Linked DNA regions of Mus musculus: region 2 is linked to region 1. A link is a contact called in ENCODE POLR2A ChIA-PET data. All regions are on one chromosome and are shown on one strand. Each heading gives the region's core, a stretch centred on a gene start or an enhancer-like site at or near the end of the contact. The rest is flanking DNA. Distances are from core to core; before and after follow the strand shown.

Evidence for each region. ChIA-PET counts read pairs that join two places held with the same protein, here RNA polymerase II (POLR2A).
Region 2: POLR2A ChIA-PET joins it to region 1 with 111 read pairs in Patski. The contact joins the promoter of Mtmr11 here to the promoter of Vps45 in region 1. POLR2A ChIA-PET finds 5 or more read pairs at or near these places in 4 of 5 experiments (Patski and embryonic stem cell).

What each region holds. Positions count from the first base shown.
Region 1 is chr3:96,056,617-96,060,399 of GRCm38, reverse strand. Vps45 (vacuolar protein sorting 45) reads left to right here and starts at 1,945. Exons shown (of 15, transcript NM_013841.3): 1 at 1,945-2,718; 2 at 3,286-3,420. The coding sequence starts at 2,626.
Region 2 is chr3:96,160,353-96,164,135 of GRCm38, reverse strand. Mtmr11 (myotubularin related protein 11) reads right to left here and starts at 2,166. Exons shown (of 17, transcript NM_181409.3): 1 at 1,878-2,166; 2 at 1,417-1,507; 3 at 923-1,044; 4 at 608-668; 5 at 326-468. The coding sequence starts at 1,943. Otud7b (OTU domain containing 7B) reads right to left here. Exons shown (of 12, transcript NM_001025614.1): 12 at 3,007-3,783.

The sequences.
Region 1 (3,783 bases), core at 696-3,195:
GCTTCATAAACATGTGAGAGTTTTTTAGAGCATGAAATTTCTCTCATGGCCACACACAGGGGACACTGGGAAAGCTGACAACTGAAGCAGCTCAGAGGCAATGGGGGCCCAGTGGCCCTGCATGGCCACTTCTGGGTTAAAAGTGTGGGAATGATGCTCTACTGTACAAGAATACCAAGGGGCAGGAAATTTGAACCCACAAGCATAAGGGTTTTATGTTTCACTAGCTTTTAAAGATAATTCCACATTTCTATTAAAAAAAAAGGCTCTTTGATTCTTGCGTTGGTAACCTGTGAATTCTTGTCTCACACTGTCTCCAACACTTGGTATTGTCAGACATTTTAAGCTTGTCAAAGTAGGTATTTTCTTTTTCAAAAAGTCATATCTGTCTGAATACAAATAACTAAAAGGACTCTCTCCACTCATTTCTTACAATTGTAATCTGACAAGGCACCATTTCAAGGACAATCATTGTTCTACTCCTCGTCTCTTGTTCAGTTTGTTTTATTTTTTGAGACAGGGTTTCTCTCTGTAACAGAGCCCTTGCTGTCCTGGAACTCACTCTGTAGACCCCGCTGGCCTCAAACTCAGAGATCTGCCTGTCTCTGCCTCCTGAGTGCTGGGATTAAAGGTGTGTGACACCACTGCTGGCTTGTTCTTTTTAAGATACAGAAAGTTGAAAAAATATGACATACTATATTACAGTCCAGGTAAGGAAATAGAATCCAAGCAACATGGGTGATGGTGATTTTTCAGATACCAGTAACTTGCTAGATTTGTGGGTAAATTTTATTTTCTTTGATGAGTCAGTTTTCTATAATATATGAACTTTTTTGCTGATAAAACAGGATTGTATATAACATTAGATCTCATTTGTGTGTAGTTAATATCCCACTGACTCGTTTAATATAAAGCTTTAAGGCTTCTGTCAAAACATATGCACACCAGTAACTCCAGCACTGCAGACACTGAGGGGTCACGCGTTCAAAGTCAGCCCGTGTTACATTGCAAAGCCTTATTCAAACAAAAAGGAAGAAGAAAGAAAGTCTCAAAACCTGTACTGTGCCCAATGGGAAGTTTTATTTACTGGTTTATTTATTGACTGGAAAACTGAAAAGAACACATTTTCACAATTTTAGAAGTGACAAATACCTGTATTTCAAGTGACTTCTAGTCTTCCTCAAGGGATTTGGAAACTTCGCATAATTTGCATAACCCGATTAAGTTCTTCTATTCTATTTAACCGCATATTTCTTACAGTATGTTGAAAAAACTAGTATTTAGTGGTGCTGTGTTGATTTTAAATTAATTTTTTAAATTAGCATTCTCAATGAGTCTCATAATGGCATTTATACACATGACAATAATATCTCATTCTAATGTGTTTCCTTTTTTTCCTGCCTCCAGCCCCTCTACCCCTAACCCCGCGGTTCCTAAAGCTCCCTGGTCCCCTTCCTCTACTAAATAGTCTGTCTGTTTTGTGCTCCTTGTATTCATTCCCTTGTATTCCAATACTATGTCTATCCGGGTCTCCCTCTCTTAAAATCTCCTTCTCACCTCTGGTGATCCTTTGCAGTTTCACATCTCACACACGTCATTATTTTGGTGTAAATATTTGAAGCACTAATAGCCAATGATTTGTTGCAGTTATTTGTCTTCCTGGTTGTACAGTTCTCTATTGTAAGAAGGTGAGGAACAAAACACCTTGATCCGAAGTGTGATAATAGTGTGTCATCTGTTGAATTTTTTGGAAACTGAAGCTTTAAGATCCAGTTGATTGCTAATTGTTCTTGCTTCTTAGATTAAAAATGTGTTTACCTTTAAATTCTCAAGTTGGTTTTGTTCCGGCCCCAATGAATTAACTGTCCCCGCCCATTGCAGGGGCCCTGGAAACCCGGCGTCCCTGAAAGCCAACCAAATTCAGTACTTTGGGCGCCGCGAGCTCGCAGTCCCAGCGGTCCTGAGTAGGGGGCGGGTGGAAGCTCCGCGCCTTCCTGGGGTCTCTAAGGTCTACAACATCTCTAAATAGCGTTCCCATTGTTTCTTCATTCAACAAACGTGATGAATTTCAGCTCCCCTTCTCTCTTTAGGAAACCCAGTTGAGTCTCATTCTATGACCTACCAAATACAAAATGCCGTCTCTTGATGCTACTTTGTTTGGATACTTTAGAAAACCGGGGCTGCCTCTGTAACCTAGCCTGGGCTATCAGAGAACTTGCTATGCAGTACAGACCTGGGACCCCGCTGCCCCAGCCTGCCCAGTGCTACGATGACGTGCGAGGGCTTCAGAAAAGATGCTCAGCAAACAGTGTCCGAGAGAGCTGTATCCCGCGGTGCGCCAAGCGCTTCCCTACTCAGGACCAGAAGCCAGCACAGCGCGGGTTCGGGGAAACAGGCTGCCTTCCACTCCCTACCGAGAAGCGTCGGGAATGGCACCGTCGCTTAGCTGCTGAGTCTGAGTCCCGGACTCCACGGAGGAACTACAATTCCCAGTATCGGAGCTACCCGGACTCCCGGAAGCCGAGGCTTTGGCGACCGGAAGCAGCTGAGACCCAACAGGCCTGAGGTTAATTCAGCCAGGAAAGTGGGTGGGAAGGGCTGTGGGGCACCTGTCAATTCGCCACCATGAATGTGGTCTTTGCTGTGAAGCAGTATATTTCCAAAATGATAGAGGACAGCGGGCCGGGCATGAAGGTACTTCTCATGGATAAAGAAACGGTGAGTTTGCTTTTGCTCAGTATTTATAAAGGAAGCTCTCCCTTCCTTTAGAATTGCTGGCCCCGTTCCGCTGTAGAACTTAGCATTTCACTGATGACGATGATCAAGTCTGTCTGGCACTGGGAAAGTTGTAGAATGCTTTCCCAGTGGGTGTGCAGTCTAACCAGCTCTAACTGGTGCCAAGAGACTTCTTACACCTGAAAGAGTGTCTGCAAAGAAATTGTTACTGGCGACACAGGGAAGACTTTACTCAACGTTGTTTTTAAAAGTAAATTGTTGGGGTTCAGCTGAAATAACAGGCTATTTGTTGACCACAACTTTAAAAAAGGAATTGTAAAGGAATGGTGAAGATCCTCTTTAGAAGTTTCTGAGTTGTTCATGTTCAGAGAGAGTGGTAGGTTTTCATTCTAACACATTACAGCCTGTTTTGGATATTAGGTAAATATTATTCTGTATATTAGAATTTAAATTACCTACTCAAATATTAGTGGCAAAAGGCTTAACTATTGATGCATGTTTTTACTAGTCCGGACTAGTATAATCTTAGTTCGTTCTTTTGCTTTACAGACTGGTATAGTGAGTATGGTCTACACACAGTCAGAGATTCTTCAGAAGGAAGTATACCTCTTCGAACGAATTGATTCTCAAAATCGAGAGATCATGAAACACCTAAAAGCAATTTGTTTCCTTCGACCCACAAAGGTACTACACACACTGAGCTGCCGTCTCTGTGGGCAAATGCAGAGTACTGATCCGAAAGCGTTAAGAAGGCAAAATAAATTTGTGTTACCATCATTTGTGGCATCATAATTATCCTGTTTTGTCAGAGTTGTGACCTTTCTTCTCTCCTTTCCATGCCTCAGTTCACCCCCTCACAGCCAGGTTTTCCTTCTAGAGATCTTTTAGAATAATAGCTATTCCCAAAGCCACTAACTCTGGGAACCTAAGTCACTTTAGTGCTGGCTTGACCTGGTACCTCGTGCTGAACACCACCGTCACATCTCTTTCCTACAGCTCTTACTGTCGTGAGCCTTTCTCATTTTAGTTCCACCTGTCCTCAGGAAC
Region 2 (3,783 bases), core at 917-3,416, 100 kb before region 1:
GGACGATAGAGAAGGGGACCTCCACAAGTGGTAGGTGCTGTGGCCAAAGGAACAAATCTAAAACCACAGACTCATAGAATATTAAGTTGGGAATTAATTAGGACTATTATCCAACTCTCCCCATTTTGCAGAGGTAAAAACCCATAGTTAACTGCTGCTCATAACTAACAGAGCCAGACTATAGAGTTCAGGCTCCTCCCCCTCATGAGACTGTCACTCTTCTCCTTAAGTGGAGTGGCGTGGGAAAAGGTGAGAGACCCTGGCGCATGGAGGGTACCCTGAGGTTTCTAGGTGAGAAGGGTTTTTCTAGGTAAAGGGTTCTTACCTGGAAGGCCTGAGGTGCCAGCCCTCCAGCCTCAAAACCAACTCGAAGCAGCCGGAAGTCCCGGCCATGAAGCAGAAGCTCTTCAGGAATGAACTTAAGCTGAGACCCAGGACGGAGAAGCTGCACTCTTGACAAGCCGCTCACTGAAGTCGAGGGTTAGCGTAGAGTGACCGTGGGATCTTCTGGGAGCATTTCCTCCACTCCACCCTGCCCCAGCCCTCAGTCTTCTGAGAACAGAAGGTAGAGACTCAAATGCCCCTTTTACCAAACCCTCAAACTTACCAGCCTCTAATCGACCAATGTTGATCAAGGCAAAATCATTTTCACTACTCAGAGGAGTATCCTAAAGGAAGCACAAGACTGATGCTACAGACATGACAGCCATCCCTGTCTTGCCTTGCTGCCTCCGCCCCTCCCCCGTAGAAGGCAGCTTCCATAGAAATAATTCTACCATTTACTGATACATTCACAAGAAAAACAGAGCATTGCTATGTAGCCTAGGTTAGCCTGGAACTCTCATGGTCTTCCATCTCAACGCCCCACCCCCCAACTGCTGGGACACCGCACCAAGCTTTTCTATTACACTAATCACCTCACCTGCTTTCGCTGCCATCCACAAGGCTGGAAGGTTACCCTAAAGTTAGTGCAGATCAGAGTTCCAGGCAGGTCTAGTCCTGGCCCTTTCCTTCGTCCTGGTGCCCATGCTAGGATATGCTCCCCTAAAAGGGAGAAAGAGAAGCAAAGGTCTAACTATCCCCAATGCTGCCCCACACTTCTATGTGGCTACTCGTCTATCCTTAGATGTAAAATTGAAGGAAAAGAATAGACTTTTTTTTTTAACTTCTAAAACCCTGCATAGAACGTGGCACATATACACTCACTGGTCTTTGGATAGTTAATAAGAAAAGTGGTAGCCGGGGTGAGAAAGCAGAATGAACAATGTCCAGGCCTTCCACAAGCTCTGAGGAAGGAGGCAGGAGAATGAGTCTCAGAAACACTTCGAGGAAAGGAATAGGGAGTATCTTTGGTGAAAACAAAAAAGGATGGGGTAGGAAGACTTTTAAAGGAATCTAGAGAGGTCATTTTATTACCTGGGAGACAACCAGAGGCCAGGCAGCTGCCAAGCTGATGACTGCTGGGCTCCGGCATCCTGTTCCCTGGGTTAGACTTCGGTCCAGAGAGCTGAGCAGGGGAGAGAGTTAATCTGGGACCCCCTAAACTCAGAATCTGGGATTTCTCCAGTAGCTGCCTTTGGAGACCCGCATTGAGTTCATTTGTTCGGGTTCTTCCCCCCCCCCCCCCCCCCCTTCTCTGCTCTGCTCTCCTCTCCTCTCAGGGAAATTGAGATCACTGACTGCGGCTGGCAGACAAGACAAGGAGGGGCTGGTTAATGGATAATGAGACAACTCGAGACTGAAAAAGGCAGACGAGCTCCATAACAGTTGATAAAACAGATACACCCTCCTCCTCTGAATCCTTTCCTTCCCCTTTAATTTCCACAGCATCCCATTCACACTCTCTTGTTAGCTACCCTCCCATTCCTTTTCCTTACCCCCATCTCTGGCTCCTCCTTCTGGGGGGCAATGTTGAAACTCTGGCCCCGGCCCCCCCACCACATTTCCCTGGCTCCATCCGGGAGTAGAGCAGCTAAGGGTGGGAGTCCTCAAAGATGCTGGCTCTTTTTGGGGAGAGGCTAAATCCTAGAGGTGGGGAGAAAGAGGCTGGGGAGGACGCAGCGGTAGCGGCATTTCGGATACCAGGAGCACAGTTCCAGGGGTCTTATTTGAAAGGTGTGTCCTGCCCAGACAGGGGAGGCTCTTTGGAAACTTCGGTGACTCTAAGAGAACAGGCAAGATGCCCAGCCCCTTAAAGGAGAATACGCAATTTTTTTTTTCAAAGTAGAAAGGAAATGGAGGAGCTTAAGAAAGATGGGAGGAATGGGGGAACTGGGGATACCCAGATTCCCTTAACCCACATCCACATTTTAGTCTCTTTCTGTTCGTGAATATTAGTGGGTGTGACGAGGGGAGCAGTAGTTAAATGAAAACATTTTGGGCTAGCTCTCTATACTTTTTCAATGAGAGATGAAACACTAGGAAACTCAGTTATTTTGGTTTCGTTTATTCATGGGTTTTGTGATTTTGTTCATTTTCAGCCTCCTCTGACAACCTAACGGGTTGAGAAGGGGACATAAAGGGAACTGAACCTTGTGTCCTTTTCTGGAGAGCGTGACAGGCCCAGGGGCAGAATGGAGTGGACGGAAATTGGTGTGTCTGGGATGCAGACACAGCACAGGTATTTTGGTGTGCAAATCTCGGCAGTGGGGCGGGAGCTAGAAAACCCAGAAAAAGATCGTGGTATATCTAAACCAGCCTTTGCGCCCGGCGAGCGCACCTCCCCACTCCCGCAGCCACCTATTCCTATGGAAAGCCCAGCCCCAGGTACATGACTCCGCCCCTCCAACCCAGTCACCAGATCTCCTAATGAATGATTCATGTTCTGGACTTTGAAAGCTAAGGACTGGAAAACTCTTTTCAGCTCCAGGATCACATTTCCCCCTCCTTCCCTGCTGAATTTAAAAAGCAAAGATGGGGCTGTAGGGCACTGAACAGAGATGCTAAGGAGGGCAGCTTGAGGGCAGCATGTTTCAACACGGAGAAGACAGGAAATGAAATACAAAATAGGTGTTAATGAGCTGCTGTTTTATTGTTTTTGAGTCTGTACAGAGGCAGCAATCCTTAGGTGGGGGCCGTGACATTCAACACTCCCTTCCCCACAGCACACATCCTTCCAGCCTCAGCTTCCAAAGTTCTCTTTGTTGGCTGCAACTGTGGAAATAGTGAACTAGCATGAGCAGAGACTGGAACAAACAGGTATGTACTTGCTAGCAAGCTGGTCTAGACGCCTGATTGTAGAAGTCCTAAAGACTGCTGGTCACCACCACCCCACCACACACCTCAATGCTTCTGGAATAAAGTATGTAGTAAGGAACAGCTTAGGAACAGGTGTGCCAAAATCCCATGACCTACTTTTCTTCTCCCCACCACTTTCCTCCGAAAGCCTCATTCTGTTCTTTAATATCTTGAGGTATGGGAACAGCAGAATATAGAGGGAATGGTCAGGACGGAGAGAAGTGATGTGATCATCGCCTAACCAGAAGCACAAAGGGGCTGCAGTTGAGGATTAGGTTAACAGGAAGACTCTCACCACCTGCAGCACAAATGCAGATAGATGTCCACTGGATGGAAAGGGGATAGAGAGGCAAGGAGCTGTGTCAGATTTTTCCATTTTCAGACCCTCGCTCTGGTTATAGGTTTGTGCCAGGAGCAAGGGCTGCTGGGAGGGGTAGCTGGAGGAGGAAGGTGGAGCTGAGTGACTCACAGGATGAATCACAGATCCAGTTATAAACACAGAAAGAGGCCAAGGTCCTTCCCACCCCACTGCTTAGACAGCTTCTA